Linked DNA regions of Mus musculus: region 2 is linked to region 1. Evidence: chromatin loops called from intact Hi-C (ENCODE). Cell type or tissue: heart. All regions are shown on one strand. Each heading gives the region's core, and the rest is flanking DNA. Links, peaks and the distances in the headings are about the cores only.

Region 1 (8,320 bases), core at 289-8,288:
GCATTTAGGGTCTTGGGGGTTCTGCTTCCCAGGACCCAGCACTGAATGAGCCACACATCTCCACGGGCATCTTTCCCTTCTACCTGATTCCATCCACCCTCCTCCACAGGGCTTCTGGCAGGTCCATTTCTTGCTTAATACATTTTCTTCCCAAAGCTCTTTGCCTCAGTTTCCCTTCTTCTCCCATCCCAGCTCTGAGACCAAGAAGAAAGCACGGGATGACGTTAGATGTGAAGGACAGAGGGTGGCTGCACAGGCTTGCCTGACAGGGCAAAGTCTCTTTCCTCATCGCAGGCAGAAAATTAGGGGTGGCAGCTAGACAAGACAGTCCCCGACATGACATGACTGAAGGCCACTGAGTAAACTGTTTTCCTGGGCACAGCTGCCTCCTGACCCTCTTGTCCTCCTCCCACAACTGAAACAAGTTAGAGACAGGGGTGGGGGAGGATACATAATCTAGTTTCAGAGAAAAACTTTCCCAATCCCGGCCTGGCAAGCTCTTGAAGGCAGAGGAGGGCTGTAAGATGCTACGAAGCTGTTGTCCTCAGTGAGAGGCAAACCTGACAGGAAGTCACAAAATCTCACCCCTTCTCAAGTTAGGGACCCAGCCCAATTCAACCCCATGACCCCAGCGTGAAGCCTGGGCAAGTCTTGAACTGGGGACTCATGGAAGAGGAAAAACAGCTGACAGAAATAGGGACGAGGGGCATGCAATTCCCCCAAAACAACACAGCAGCCCAAACCTAACTAATATACAAAGTGTATGTATGAAGTGAGACAGGGCTGGGCTTTACACATTTACTAAATGAGCAGGATTGGGGGCATGGTCATAACCCCCATCCCAACCTCCAACTCTCCTTCCAACCCAAACTGTGATCAAGCCTGAAATCGGGGAGACAGAGCTTCCTCTGAACCCCTCCCCAGCGTTCCAGACCATTCTCCAGTCTCTTCCAGAATGATGACATCTGACGTTTTTCCTCTCATCTTAAAGCTCCCAGGAATTAAGAAGGGAAAGCCAGCCATAAGCGTCACCAGACCCCTCCATCCCTCAACCGGGCTCCTGACTGAGGCCCTCAGCGGGGAGCTGCTCACTTCGGAACCCAGGCAGGCAGCCCAGGATTCTGGACCCGGGCCTCCATGCCTGGGATGCAGGGCTCATTCCACACCCAAACAGGGGGCCCTGCCTATCCCCACCCACAGCTTTCTCGGCCTGCCTGCCCTTTGGCCAGCAGGGCACCCCTAGCCGGCTTTGCCTTCCAGCCTTCAGAGTCCACTGCAAAAGGCCCTCCGCCCCCTTTTGCAGCGGTACACAGCAAATCCGGATTCCTTCACAATTCAGATGGGGGTGGGGGGGCGGGAGGGTGGAGGATGTAGGGGAGGCAGAGGCCCTCCCGTACCAGAGATAGGAAGAGAAGGCCTCTTAATCCCAAGATCAGAAAAAGGGGGAGCCCTCTTTTCCTACCCAGGCCTCTGGTCTTTGTCTGAGCTGGGGGGCCCTGGAAGCATCATTTGTCCCAGGCTCCCATCCCCCAAATCAGACCCCATCCCCGCCCCCAGTCAGGCCTCTGCTGTGTCAGCTGGACTGGGATAACAAAAGGCACCCCCTCCCGCGTCTCCCTTCCCCATCCAGACGCAGGAGTGGGGGTTGGGGAGGGGGAGCCCCCAGGGGTCCATGGGGGCCGCCGGAATCTCACTCACCATCCATAGTGGCCCCGGAGACCAGAGCTGAAAGCAGCGGCAGCAGCAGCAGCAACGGCGGGGTCAGCATGGTGTGGGCCGATGCAAACAGCAGCCCCCACCCTCTGGTCCTGTTACTTCTTGTCCTCGCCCCCCCCAATTGGGGGGTCCCCCTTTATCTTCCTCTCCCCGACTCTTCTATTCTTATCCTTTCCTTAAGCAAAGCGAACCAGGGGCATAGGTGAAATGGTACAGTTCCGAGCCCCCTGGGAAGGGCCTGCTGACGCGGGTGCGCCCCCTGCCCCCAAATTCGAACCCTTCACCCCTGCTTTACTCCTCGCTCCTCTCCCCCTCCCAGGGCGAAGCTCACAGCCCCATCTCGGAGCCGCCTCTGGCTGCAAAAATGCACAATTGGGAGGAGGCGGGGTGGGGGGTGGGGGGCGTGGACCCGATGGGGGTGCCTTGGTAGGGGCCTGATGGAGCACTAGGGGCTCCCCCGTTTCCGCCTCCTCAGTGCACTGGCCTGGAGCTCGCACCGCTGCTCCCCTGACTGAAGTGCCGCGGGGGGGGGGGGTGGGGGGGAGGAGGGAGGGGGGTGTTCAGAGGGGAGAGGGAGGGGACAGGGAGAGGAGGGAAGGAGGGAAGGGGCGGGGAAAGAAAAAAAGAGGTGGGGGGGGGGGGAGAAAGAGCTACGCGGCAATCCTGACAGTGCGCATGCGCTGATTTGGCGCGCTGCCCTGGGGAGGGGGAGTCGGAGGCGCTACAAGCTTTGGAGTTCTGGGAAGCGGTCCGAGAGTGGGAGTCCCCGGGCACCCTGTCCTCTAACTGCGTCTACCTCATCCCAGCGCTCCCTAGAGCCGGTAGAGCCAAGGGTGGGAATGGGGTAAGGGGCAAGGAGAGCTGCGCTCTAGTGCCTCTTTAAAACTCTATGTCACACCCCAGGATTTCAGATCCCCTCAGTGGGGTCCCGAGCCGCTGTCTAGGCGGAGGCCTGATTTCCTTGGGGAAACCCAGACAGTGCCTCCCTAGCCTAGGGTGGGGGCAGGGGTGGCCGGTCCGCCGGGAAGGTGCGGGAAAGGCTGAGCTTTGATTTGGAGACTTTGTAAGAACCGGTCTGGGATTGGGGCCTGCGTCCTCAGGAGGCGGAGTGAAGGAGTGGCCACATGGACCCGCCCCCACCTCGCTCCAGGGCTCAGAGTAAACAGGGACACCCGCGGGGACACGCTGCAGCTTGTCGGCCCGCCTTGGGCTCAGGGATGGAGCCCACCTTAGTACCCGCCCAGCCCTGCTCGCCTGGCACGGGGCGCAGGAGAGGCAGGCTCTGGTTTGGAGAGAGGTGACTCACCAGAGGGTGGGGTTGGGGTAGAGCCATCCCCTTTCGCCCTGAGAGGTCAGGCTCGATTTTTTTTTTGTTTGTTTGTTTTGTTTTTGATACCTTCTGACTGGCCTCCCACCAAGTCAGGGTTTCAGATGCCAAACTACAGGGAGTTGGAATGAAGGACTCCAGAGCTCCGCTACCAGACACCAGTCCTAGGGGGCTGTGTGCTGAGTGCCGGACCTTTGTCCCCAGTCTCAGTCGGTTTGGGAACGGTACTCTGGAGTCCAGAAAGCATCGGGCGGTTCCTAGGGCCGGCGAACGTGCTTCCGGCCACTGCCCTCTTGTGGGCGACGTTTGAAGACTGTAACCCTTAGTGTCTGACTTTCTCTGTGACCTGAAGTGAAAGTTCTGGAAAGCTCAGCAGGCGACATCCCTGGCTAGAGATGAACTTTAAAGACCAGGGACCAGTACACTAACTCCACAGGAGTGACCCCCACACACACTCCAGCCTGTCACTGGCAGAAAATAGACTTGTCCATTAATGACTGAGAGCCTTTCTTCAATGAGAGCTTATGCGGCTCACGGACAGGCTAACTGTATAGTCTCCCAGGCTGGACTCTCAGGATCCATCTTTCCTCCGTCCAGTTTCCAGCCTGTGCTCAAGTAGAGGCCTGATGTCTTTCTTCCTTTTGAAATATACTGAAGGTTTCCTCCTCCTCCTCTTCCTTCTCCTCCTCCTCTTCTTCTTCCTCTTCTTCCTCCTCCTCCTGTTCCTCCTCCTCCTGTTCCTCCTCCTCCTCCTTTTTTTTTTTTTTTTTTTTTTTCTAGCACAGGGTTTCTCTCAGCAGGGGTGGTCTGTTATTCTTTTATCCAGCTTCCATGGCCTAATACAGTGCCAGGCCCAGGCATGGAGTCACTAAATATTTTTAGTGGATGCTCACAGGCTTCTGCTAGGTCTCCACCCAATATTGTGGTCCAAGCAAAATCTGGTTGAAACTGACCTCAGGCAACGTTGACAGGGAAAAAAAAAAAGATATCAATAGCTACCATGCAGCTTGTAGCCTGAGAAGGCTAAGAGCCTGCCGCTTGGCTTACACAGATGAATCTTCTTCCTGACCTTCTCACCTCGCGTCTCTTCCATGGACCTGTCCTGGGTATTTCCGATAACACTCATCCTTTTATTCTTTGTCTCAGTGGCTACCCTTCAAAACAACAACCACATTAAAAAAGAAAAGAAAAGAGAAATGAAGAAAAGAAAAAGGAAGAAAGAAAAAAGAAAGAAAGAAAAGAAAAGAGACGTGGGGCTGGAGAGATGGCTCAGAGCTCTTGCTGTTCTTACTAAGGTCCTAAGTGTCCAGCACACACATTGGGTTGGCTCATAACTGTTTGTAACTCCAGCTCCAAAGGGTCTGATGCCTTCTTGTGGCCTCCATGGGGACCTGCACACAGGTGCACACTTCTACACACAGATATGAATAAAAAAAATTTTTTTAAAGACTATTTTATTTGGGGGCTGGAGAGATGGCTCAGCGGTTAAGAGCACTGCACTGACAGCTCTTCCAGAGGTACTGAGTTCAATTCCCAGCAACCACATGGTGGCTGGAGACCATCTGTAATGGGATCCGATGCCCTCTTCTGGTATGCAGGTAGATGAGCAGACAGAACACTCAGGTTAAATAGATAGATAGATAGATAGATATTTATACAATGTTCTGCCTGTATATATGCCTACAAGCCAGAAGAGGGCACCAGACTACATTACAGATAGTTATAAGACACCATGTGGTTGCTGGGAATTGAACTCAGGACCTCTGGGCGAGCAGCAAATGCCCTTAACTTCTGAGCCATCTCTCCAGCCTCTAAAAAAAATTTTTAAAAGATTTTTGTTTTTATTGTTTTTAACTATATTCATGTGTGAGTATGTAGAGACCTAAGGCATCAGGTCCCCTGCTTGAGCTGACGCCACCACCACCTAACTTGGGTGCTGGGAACACAACTCTTGTCACCTGGAAGAGCAGGTTCTTAACCACCAAGCCATGCCTCCAGCACCCTTGCCACCTCTTAGGAAGCCTCTTCCAAGGACTGGGATGTAGTTCAGACCACTGAGCACTCACCTGGCATGCACAAAGCCCTGAGCTCAAAGCCTAGCACTGTATACTGTATGCAGTAGCACGCACTTGTAAACCCAGCACCAAGGAGGTAGAGGCTAAAGGAGCAAGGTGGAGAATCAGAGGCCATCCTTGGCTATAGAGAAAGAGCTAGACCAGCCTGTGCTACATGAGACCCCGTCTCAAAAGAGGGTAGAGGAGGGGGCTGGAGAGATGGCTGCTCTTCCAGAGGGCCTGGGTTCCATTCCCAGCACTCGCCTGGCAGCTCACAGCTGTCTGTAGCTTTACTTCCAGGGATCTGACACCCTCACAGACAAACATGCAGGCAGCACACCAATTTACATTAAAAAAAAAAAAAAAGATGTGTATACCCACAGTGGGCATGAGAAAAGGTGGTGGTAGGGGAATACTAGTAGTTTAGGCTGGAATTGTAACAGAAATAATGGAAATTCAACAGGACGGGTCAAATGTGAGATCTTCCGTCAGCCATGGCGATCCAGAACCTGCCCTCGGCCGCTGTTCTGGGCCTGTGCTATCTATTGAATACCAATGAATGTATTTTAATTTATTTTCTTTCTTTTTTTAAAATGATTTTTTTTTGTTATTATGCATTGGTATTTTGCTTGCATGTCTATTTGTGTAAGGGTGCTGGAGTCCCTGGAACTGGAGTTACAGACAGTTGTGAGTCTCCATGTGGGTGCTGGGAATTGAACTCAGGTCTTCTGGAAGAGTAGCTGGACTATTAACCTGCTAAGCCATCATCCCTCTAGCCCCATGTTTTTATTTTTATTAACTTTGCATTACAAAAAATGGTGATACTTAATTATTAGTAAAACTTGTAATATAAGAAAATAAACTTGTCACTTCTCTTTCCTTGTTTTTTATTTTGTTTTGTTTTGTTTTATTTTGTTTTGTTGTTGTTGTTTGGTTTTGATTTTATGAGACAAGGTTTCTCTGTGTAGCCTTGACTGTCCTGGACTTGCTTTGTAGACCAGGCTGGCCTTGACCACACAGAGACCCAAATGCCGCCGCTTCTGCCTCATGACTGCTGGAACTAAAGGTACGTCATACCATGCCCAGTTAAACTTGTCACTTCTTAAACTCCCACTTCTGGCCTCACCCTCAGATAAACCACTAGGAATATGCCTTAGAAGTGTCTTCAAGCTGGGTGGTGGTGGCGCACGCCTTTAATCCCAGCACTTGGGAGGCAGATTTCTGAGTTGGAGGCCAGCCTGGTCTACAGAGTGAGTTCCAGGACAGCCAGGGCTACACAGAGAAACCCTGTCTCGAAAAAAACAAAAACAAAAACAAAAACAAAAACAAAAAAAGAAGAAGAAGAAGTGTCTTCAAGGAAGCCTGTTTGTTTTAGCGGTGTACAGTTACAAATAATACCCTTTAAAGTCACAGAGGAGCTGGTATATACGGTTTCATAGCTTACGTTCTTCACCTTAGCTTGCCTTGAGCTCATTCCACGCTATCTGTACAGACCCAGACCATGTTTCATATTAACCTCCTGAAGCTCCTTGATGGCTGGGTGCTTAGTTTGTCCTGGTATATGAACAGCTGACATTGGCTTTGTGAGAAGGCAGAATGCTTATCTCTCTCTAGCCAAGCCAATCGTGACTCTGTTCCTCTGAAAAGCTCTGCTGTTATTCCCGAGCTACTCAGAGAGCCAGGCATGGTGGCACGAGCCTATTTTCCAAAACCTCAGGAAACAGAGGCAGGAGAATCAGAAGTTTGAAGACGGTTAGGGACACAAGGGGGCTTTCCACACCAGCCTGGGCTACCTGGTAAAATCCTATCTTAAACAGAATAAATCTCACTGGTAATCATCATGGTCTTGGAATCTAGAGTTTAGCACTTAATTTTATGGATCCTTTGTCCACCACCAGACCATAAACTCCTTTAGAGCAGAGACTTTTTCCTCATCTCTTTTAATGCCCCCCCCCGATGCTCCCCTGGCCCCTTCCCATGTGCATGTGCCTACCCCCCAAGCCTTAGCTCGTTTGTTTGGTTTTTGAGACAGGGTTTCTCTGTGTAGCCCTGGCTGTCCTAGAACTCACTCTATACACCAGTCTGGCCTCGAACTCAGAAATCTGCCTGCCTCTGCCTCCCAAGTGCTAGGATTTTTTTTCCTCAGCCTCAGCTCTTGATTGACTGGTGAGGAAACTGGCTGCACCAGGGATGTCTGCTGGGTAGAGGAGAAGGATGAGTGTGAGCATCCTCTCTGTAGGATGAGCCTATAAACATCTTCTCTCTGTGGTGTTACTACAATGTTCACTATTCATTTTCTCTTTGTCTCTCAGTGTCTTCTCTCCTCCACTTTCCTTAAGACGGCCCCTCTTCATACACTTTGAATTGAATTATAATCTATAACGGGAAAAATCAAGTAAGAATTTTCTGAAGTTCATGACCAGGCTGCCAAGAATGGTGATAGGCTCTCAAAAAGCTGTTTTGGGAAAGGATATCCTCCTTCACCAAATTATTAACCATTTTGCTTTTTGCTTTTGGGGGTGGGGTGGGGGGGGGGCGAAGTATAAGAGGGCCTGGCACAGGGCATTTGGGAGGCAGTGCTGAGACAATCAGGCCACTGGCTATTGCCACCTAGTGGCCAGTTCAGGAAGTGTACATAGGAAGGGATAGCTCTGAAAGGTCTAACTTCCTGATGCTGCCACCCTGTAATCCCACTCCTCGTGCTGTGGTGACCCTCAACTATGAAATTATTTCCATTGCTATTTCATAACGGTAGTTTGCTACTATTATGGATCATGAACATGTGTTTTCTGATGGTCTTAGGCAACCCCTGTAAAAGGGTCATTCAACAACCCTCAAGGGGTCGCGACCCACAGGTTGAGAGTCACAGAAGGTGGGGAAAAGAAAGGGACAAACACTTATTAAAAAATTGCTGAGGACTGGAGAGATGGCTCAGAGATTAAGAGTACTGACTGCTCTTCAGAAGGTCCAGAGTTCAAATCCCAGCACCCTCATGGTGGCTCACAACCATCTGTAATGAGATCTGGTGCCCTCTTCTGGCCTGCAGGCCTACGTGCAGGCAGAACACTGTATACACAGAAATAATTTAATTTTTTTTTTGCCATGGAACAGGCCTTTACAGAATATGGAAGCCAGGCATAGTGACCCGTGCCTTTAATTCCAGTGCGTGGGAGGCAGAGGCAGGCGGATCTCTGTGATTTCAAGACCATTCTGTTCTACATAG
Region 2 (8,320 bases), core at 268-8,267, 110 kb before region 1:
CATTACTGCGTAGCAGGCAAGAGTTTACATTTGGAGAAGAGAATTTGCCACCATGTGGTTGCTGGGAATTGAACTCAGGATGTCTGGAGGATCAGTCAGTGCCCTTAACCTCTGAGCCATCTCTCAAGCCCTATGAAAGACTTTCAAGCTTGATAATGCTGGAAATGTGTTTGCCTGGACAAGCAATTAATTTCTCCCCAGACAACCTTATGAACTAATATGAATGGTGTTAGTTAAGTCAATTCCAGTTCTGGGGTCTATGTGGGCACCAGGCATGCACATGGTGTACAGACACCATGCAGGGAGAGCACACGTACACATAAAACGAAGATAAAACCTTAGGGGGAGAGCAGCAGCCCTCAGCACCACCTTCTGCCAAGCCCCTCCCCTTTTTGAATGGAGACCAGTCTCCTCATAAGTGGCCATGATCTTGAATGTCCTCTGGTCCTCTCGCCTTCACTTCCCAGGTAACACATGTCACCACACCCGCTTTGTGTGACTACAGGGATCAAAGCCAGGGCATCATGCATCCTGGGCAAGCATCTAGCAAGTGAACTACACCTCTAACACACACTCCGTCCCATCTGCTCTGAGGGCCTTGCTATACAGCACTCACTTTATAGGCATAGCCTTGGATTCATGATCTTCCTGTCTCAGCCTCCCGGGGTCAGAATTGGGCTTGCACCACCTTGCCAAGCTTTAATGACTTGGAACCTCATAAGAGACAATTTACTTTCCTTGGATGGAAAAAAAAATCTTATCCAGCTGGGCAGTGGTGGTGCCATCCCAGCATTTGGGAGGCAGAGACAGTCAGGGCAGTTCACGGCCAGCCTGGTCTACAGAGTGAGTTCCAGGACAGCCAGGGCTACACAGAGAAACCCTAAAACAAAGCTAAAGATCTGATCTCAAAATGGTCGATATACAGCTTAGCTGCAGATAACAAACTTCAGTCAGTTAGTTACCTATGAATGAATGACACTGCTGTTTCGTAGATTCTGTTCTCATCAGGGAAACGTGAAAAGTTGTTGCCTTAGGTCAGGTGAGGTGTGCCTGTTGTCCCCGCACGGGGAGCTGCAGGCCAGGGGATCAGAAACCCAAGGTCAGCTCTGGCCAGGTAAGGAGAGGACAGCTGAGCTGATGAGACAACCAAGAGAAGAGGAGAAGGAGAAACCTGTGCGGCCACATACACACCTTTTCTTACACACTGGGATATAATTTTAAAAAGATGTATTTATTTATTTCATGTATGTGAGTACACTGTCTCTCTTCAGACACACCAGAAGAGGGCATCCGATCCCATTACAGATGGTTGTGAGCTACCATGTGTTTGCTGGGAACTGAACTCAGGACCTCTGGAAGAGCAGCCAATGTTCTTAACTACTGAGCCATCTCTCCAGCCCCACACTGGAGTATTTTTAAGCAGACAGTATAATGAAGGGCCTGAAATCTGAATCATAGGGGTAATTTGAAAGGACTAAAGATTACCGGGGAAGAGAAGCCAGAAAGCATATCTGCTGTCCTTGGATATTTAAAGGGACTGTGTTTGCTCCACATTTAAAGCTCCAGACAGTAAGTCAAGACAGATAGATACAGATATTCTTTAAATCACATGGGCTGTATTGTAAGGTAGTGAACTCCCCGTCATCAGCTATCTTCAGGCACAATACGGGTGGCCTACCTGCCCGCATGCTTCAGAAGAAATCCCCGAGTATCTTCTGGTGGTTGGAGTAGATACTTTCTCCAAGTACACTCCAGAGCTTGAGTTGCTCTGCTACTCCCTGGCCTGCCTGGAGAGGCAGCTAAAACACAGGATCCCAAGACAGCCTGTCTCTAACTCTAGTGTCCCCCTCTCTAGCCTCTGGCAGCCATGATGGAGGAGGAGCCAGAGTCAGCCAGGCCAGAGGAGGGCAAGTCACAGGATGGTGAGTGTCACTCATCTGCATCCACTGGGATGGGATGGGATGGGATGGGATGGAGGGTTTAGCTGCTGTATAGCAGCAGGTGGAGAGCAAAAGGCTGAACCTAGGGTGAGGGAAGTGATGGATGCCCTCCTGGAGGCAGAAGCAATTTGTCTATTTTTCCCATCCAAGGAAACAATGCAGAAAAGGACAAGAAGGCCGAGAAGAAAACTCCTGATGACAAAGTAAGTCCTTCCTCCCTGTAGAACCCTGGTCCTCGTCCCAGCCAACGTCTGACATCACTCACAGCTCTTCCCATCACCCCTGACCCACCCTCCACACTGAGACAGACACACAAACCGATGCAGCCCTCTCATCCCGGGAGAGGTAAATCGGAGTCTGGTAACTCATCGCTCTCTTGCACCTCCAGAACAAGCAGCCTGGCTTCCAGCAGTCTCATTACTTTGTGGCTCTCTATCGGTTCAAAGCCCTGGAGAAGGACGACCTGGATTTCCCGTGAGGAGCCTTCAAGGGAGGCGGGAGTGTGGGGAGCATCGAGGAGTAAGAGATGAGCTCTCTGTGGGAATGGAGGAGGGCAGAAGGGCGGGTACCCCGCAGCACAGCCAGGCACGGGCATGTGACTGTAAATCACAGAGAGGGTCTCCTTTCTATCCCAGGCCAGGGGAGAAGATCACAGTCATTGATGACTCCAATGAGGAGTGGTGGCGGGTAAGACGTTGCCACCGCTAAGGTGGGAGATGGGCAGTCTAGAACCTGAGATCTCCAGCGTAGCCACTGCCTTCCTTCTCTAGGGGAAAATCGGAGAGAAAGTCGGATTCTTCCCTCCAAACTTCATCATTCGGGTGCGGGCTGGAGAACGTGTGCACCGCGTGACCAGATCGTTTGTGGGGAACCGCGAGATTGGACAGATCACTCTCAAGAAGGACCAGGTATCTCGGGAACCTTAACCCAATGCCAGGCCTGGTCGTACCTCTCCATCCATGCACCTCAGAGGGAGGCCCTAACCCATCAGTATGTACGACCCTCCCCAACGTCCCTGCGCTCCTCTTCTAATTTTTTTTTCCTGTTCCTCAATCCTTTAAACCCCTAGATCGTAGTGCAGAAAGGAGATGAAGCTGGTGGTTACGTCAAGGTCTACACCGGCCGCAAGGTGGGGCTGTTTCCCACCGACTTCCTGGAGGAGATTTAAGAGTACTGGTGCCTGCTGGCGGGAGACACCCACTCCTCGTTCTGGGCGGGGCCCAGTGCGAGCTGGGGAGGGAAGGGGCAAGGGGAGGGAGTACTGGATGAGGAGGGTCGGAAAGGCCCACCAGAGCATAATGACGTTTCTGGGGAGGGTCTGGTTCCCACCTCTCTCCCCTGCCTAGGGCTCCGGATACCTGGTGCGCTGAGCAGCCTGCACCGATTAGGCCCACACTTCAGGTTCATCCAACTTTCAAGAGCTTGGGGGTGGGGGTGGGGGAGCATCTCCATAAGGAGGGGCAGAACTGTCAAATGTTTCGAATTTATTAAAGTTTTAACAAAAGTTAGAAAAGTTCTGTTTGTTTGTTTGTTTTTTAACTGCGGTCGAAGAGAAGGCCTGCGGAGGAAGGGAGTATAGTATGTTCCCTGGATGCTCCACCAAATTGTCAGGTTTTGAAAATCCAAGGCTGGTGTGAATAGTCAGACTTGCTCTCGCTAGACTAGGCTAGGCTTCTGCTGGAAGTGAAGAAAAAGCCGGACTGGAATCTCCAGCCCAGTGCCCCCGTGGTTGGGAAAATAGCATGGCAGAAGTAGGTACGTCCGCTAGACCATGCCCATTTAGCCCTTGTAATTCTGAACCTGGCTCAGAGCCCAACTTGGCCACCAGGGGGCGATGCAAGATCTCAGTTGGAGAGAGAGGGATGGGGAGGGGCTGGAGGGGTGGCTAAGGGGAGAGAACCGGAGACACCAAGCCTGAGACCCTAGGCCTGGGAGGGGGTGGGGTGCGTGCCGTCTCCATGGCAACTCTTCCTCTAGTCCTCCGGGAACAGAGCTAGCGAGGCCGGGGGGCCTAACCCCTCCCGCACGGCCCCTGCCCCAGCCCTTTTCCGACAGGTACGGAGTGAGAGGACGTTTGGCAGACAGCTAACCGGTTTTAGCGGAGACCCCCCCTGCGGCGCGCCGTATGCAAATGTTATTATTTGCATATGCAAATATGCAAATGTTCCGGCCCTGGTCAGGGCGGCAGGTGGTGAGGAGCGGGAAGGTGTGCGGAAAGGAGCAGAAGGAGATGAGGAGTTTGGGGACCTAGGAGCCGACCATTGAGAAGCAGCTTGGGGTGGTCGCTGGAGTGGGGCAGGCGGAGGGTCTTGGGTTTGATAGCGGGTGGGGGAGGGTCGGCCTGGCCAGCCAGAAGCTTCTCTTCTACTCTATGGGTTGTCTGCCAGGACTGAGGTTGGCACCGCCTAGCAAGGTTGGCAGCGGGAGCCCGGGCACCATCTGCTGCTGGAGGAGGGGGGAGGGCAGAGGCTCAGCTGGGCTGGGAAGAGGAGGGCCCCGGGACGGGCACCCCCTCCCCTTCCGTACAGAAAGACGAGGTGTGCTGGGGGTAGGGAAGCACACAACAAAACTCGCTGCAAAGCCGGGTTCAGTTTCTTGTTCCCTTCGCCCTTGGTTGTCAAGCTCAAAGCCTGGCTGTGTGAGGGCCAAGACCTTAGAGGAACACTCGGATAGTCCCCCTCTTTATCATGATTGGACTGGAACAGGAGCAGATCACAGGCACAGGCACACACCCCCAAAACACACAAGTCAACCTTTTGCCCTATCCCTCTTGGGAATCTGCCTACCACAAGTAAGGCGAGGGAAGACGAGGACTCTGCCTGTAGTCATCAAGAGGTCTGAGGGATTCCCAATCTGAGCCCCCCCAACTGTCAAGAGCACCCCCCCAAAATACTGAAGCAAAACCAATTTACTGCCTCATTGGGCGGCAGTGTTGATGTAGGGGTGTCGTGGAACAGGGAGAGCGGCTGTTCTCTCCCTATACTTGCAGGGTGCCCCCCCTTCTCCCTCGCCTTACCGAGCCGGCAGCTGTCCCTAATTAGAGCGGCGGTTTAATTGGATTTATCAGCAGTTAATAGGAAATTAAGCAAAGGGCCCGAGAGAAGGGGGGCGGGAGGAGCCAGGAGACAGGCTGTGCTTAACTGGAAGGAGGGATGCTGGGGGTCCCAGGATTAGAGGACACTGTCTTGATTGAACCCTGTGATCACACCTCCCCCTCAATATCCTGCCAGTTGAGTTAGGCCCTGACCAGTCCCAAGAGAGGGCAGGAGGTATGACAGGGACACTGTTTGTCCCCAGTGCCTCCCACTCCCACAAGCCAGCTGCCTGGTGATGGATGATGCTGCCACACTCTGCAAAGGTCATAAGTCTAGGCCAAGGAGCAGACTGAATTGAAAATAGATCAGAGGAAGGGTATTACAGGGTCCAGGCCACGGTGAACACTCCCCTCCTCCAGGTTCTTATTGCTGTTAGAGAGAGAGAGAGAGAGAGAGAGAGAGAGATCTCCTTCTTAGATGAATGGGCAGCATGCCTGAGAAGGTGAGGGACAGACTGACTGACCCTGCCTTCAACCTTCACCTCACCTCAGCTGGGACTCCTGGGGACCTCTTTATGGCCCTTGCTTCTGTCCCACCAGCCACCGCGCTCCCTTTCAAATGCTTAAGTTGGGACTGGGAGGGCCTGATGGGAGTGTTGCAGCAGGAACCGAAGGAGGTCTGCACCTGAAAGCCTGGGAAGGAAGCTTGTGGGCCAATCAAGCTGGGGCCACGGGCTTCTGAGTCCACAGCCCCAGGCAGCTCCTGTCACCACCCCCTCATTACACTGCTAAGCTAATGTGGGCTAACAAGGCTTGCTGGGGGGACCTAGCGACTTCTCTCACACACGCAACCCCTCAGGGCACAAATGGCAGCGCCTGTGTGTGCAGAGAAGGACTTCCTTCTCTGTACTACCAGGATATGATCTATGTGAGACTGGGGGTGTGATGTGTGTCTGCATCCCGACTCCAGATGTTCCTGTATGTGTTTCCATTTTGTCAGTTCCTCTGGGTCTATACTGCCCAATTTGTGCACCCCCCCCTCCCGGTTTCTGTGATTCCTGTCTATAAGTCCCAGGGTGGCTAGGTGTGTTGAACGTTCTTTCAAATAGGCTTTGACAGGCATGTCAATCTGTCTGTGCACTCTTTGCTCTGGATGTGTCCAGGTGTGCAGACATCACTGCCTCCAGGAACGTATGTGTGAAAATCAAGAGCCACTGCTGGTGTGTGTGTGTGTGTGTGTGTGTGTGTGTGTGTGAGAGAGAGAGAGAGAGAGAGAGAGAGAGAGAGAGAGAGGCTTGCGTGTGCATGCGCTGCTCTGGTGCCTGCTTGCAGGTGTGTGTGTCTCGGTGACAGTGCGTGGGCGTGTGCCTGGGTGTGAGCTGCGCGGCAGCAAGTACCCGAATGACAGTGACGCCCGCGCCCGCGCGCGTTCCCGTGCGCGAGAGCCTCTGATTGAGTCTCCCGCCCCCGCTTCTTTCTCTCCCCATTTCTATTCCTCTCTCCTTTCCCGGCCGGCTCGCCGTCCGCATCATCTCCATCCATTATTGAAGAAACAGCCGCGTCCTCTCCAATCACATCAACACCCCGCCCCCTCCCTGTTCTGCTCGCCCCGTGGCCCCTCTGGCTGCTGGGGAGGAGGGGATGCCCAGGCGTAGCGGGAGCCCTGGGCAGAAGTGGGTTCATGACCCTGTGCCCCGGTCTGGGCAAGGCACCGGGACACCAGGGTCCCTGGCGGTGAGCGCTTTGCATAAACAGATGGCGCGGCGTCTTTGTTTCGCTTGCTAGCCTGCTTGCCGCCAGGCTCCTGGCTCCACTTGTGTCTGGCTGATGCAATCATGATCATCTCAGAGCCTCAGGACCCAGCGCCCTTAATAGTGGCAGCGGGGGTCAAGGGCCCGAGGGGCTCCTGAGCAGATGCAGAGCATTGTGGCTTCCCTCTCGGGCGCCCTCTCCAGTACCTCAGCTGCAGCGGGAAGAAGAGGCCGCTGCCAGGTGACAGGAATGTGAAGGAGATGGGAGGGGACCCTGAGCAGCGCCCCAAGGTGTCTGCGGGCTGTTCTGTTGGCTTGCTGCAGCTCCCTGGGGACAGGTACTAAGCCACAGAATAGAAATGGGAGCTAAAGGAGAGAGAGAGAGAGAGAGAGAGAGAGAGAGAGATTTGCAGAGACCACAGCAAGGGAGAGAGATGTAGAGGGAAGGAGAGACTGCCAAGAGACCCGACACACAGGACACACAGATGCAGAAGGACTAAGCTAGGCCGAGAGCAGAGTTCCAGAGCGGCACAGACAAACCTAAAGACATGAAGCTAGAGACAGTCTGAAGAAAGAAGCAGAAAGAATTAGGGGGCTTAGGGGAGGCCAAGTCAGAGGGAAGTCCACCGGGTAGTGCTAAGACAGAGAGGAAGTCCCAGGTGTCTGAGGCTCCAGCCTGAACATGGATGCCGTCGGCGCCTGGCGAGATAGAGTCTTCCTCGTCCCATCTATGTCGTCTGGCCACGCCAGAAGAGAGGTATTGAGAGTCTCCAATACCTCGATGGCACGAGCGAGTAAGCTACCAGGCACAGACCTGTATGTACACTCCAGACTTGACTTGAACAAACACTGGAAATGCAGAGCAGGCGCTGGCCGACAGGGGGAACCCGAGACCTCTTCCCCGAGCCTGAGAGCGGCTCGGCCTCTAGAGGGCGCCGGCACCCACGGACCACCGTAATCAGCTCGCTCCGGAGAGCACAGCTGCATTTGACTTGCTGCGCCGCCAGCCACGCGGATTAGTATCCTGGAGCGGTTTAGAGTTGAAGAGTCTGGCCCCCTTGGGACCATGGGTCGCTCCTAATCCTCGGCTAACGACTCTCGCTTTCCCTCACCTACTGGGCCAGCATGGCTTGAGTTATCGTAGGGGGAAAACGCAAGGAAGGAGGTGGGGTGAAACCTGGAACCCCAAAGACCACAATCCAAACATGGGAACACACAGGAGGGGAGGGGGCCTCACAGAGACCCCCAGATCAGGAGCATGCAAAGCGTCGAGAAATCGTGGAAAAGAAAGAACAGAAGCGCCAGTGTAATAGCTGAGTTTAAGAGCGGACTGGAGACCTAAGGGAGGAGAAACAGTGGAGTTTCCAGAACAGAAAGGCTCTGGGTCCAGCTCACCAGAACCAGGCAAGCGAGGGCCAAGAGCAAAGGGGCATAAAGCACGGGCCAGATGTCCCTCCCAGAGTCCTGGCTCCCCAGCTGTGCCACAGACCACCAGATGTGCAGCCCAGCTGGGCAGCTGCTGGAGCTTGAGCTCCAAGATTGGTATTTAGCACCACCACCACCACCACCCCGGTAGCAGTCCAGGCTTAGAGGCG

Evidence for each region. Peaks named below come from ENCODE experiments on the same cell type or tissue, not always from the same donor. Only the 100,000 strongest peaks of a DNase experiment are listed, where the experiment ranks them.
Region 2: a loop joins it to region 1, with 3 times the contacts of the local background. A loop is called at or near these places in 1 of 42 quality-filtered maps.

Annotation. Positions count from the first base shown.
Region 1 is chr10:127,618,920-127,627,239 of GRCm38, forward strand. Lrp1 (low density lipoprotein receptor-related protein 1) reads right to left here and starts at 2,229. Exons shown (of 89, transcript NM_008512.2): 1 at 1,699-2,229. The coding sequence starts at 1,768. In heart, for the core only: CTCF peaks have their summits at 3,348 (motif pointing left), 4,731 (motif pointing right) and 7,734 (motif pointing left); DNase peaks (open chromatin) are centred at 1,712, 1,932, 2,862, 3,292 and 4 weaker places; H3K4me3 peaks cover 3,510 bases; H3K27ac peaks cover 3,416 bases.
Region 2 is chr10:127,505,371-127,513,690 of GRCm38, forward strand. It overlaps Stac3 (SH3 and cysteine rich domain 3), which reads left to right. Exons shown (of 12, transcript NM_001359751.1): 7 at 1,856-1,922; 8 at 2,091-2,143; 9 at 2,329-2,414; 10 at 2,576-2,627; 11 at 2,711-2,848; 12 at 3,010-3,448. The coding sequence ends at 3,108. It also overlaps a transcript of Ndufa4l2 not described here. Among named protein-coding and RNA genes, the nearest start is that of Ndufa4l2, 5.4 kb to the right of the region's middle. In heart, for the core only: CTCF peaks have their summits at 3,075, 3,758 (motif pointing right), 3,964 and 6,907; DNase peaks (open chromatin) are centred at 3,101, 3,771, 6,711, 7,581 and 2 weaker places; H3K4me3 peaks cover 4,362 bases; H3K27ac peaks cover 1,724 bases; H3K27me3 peaks cover 6,340 bases.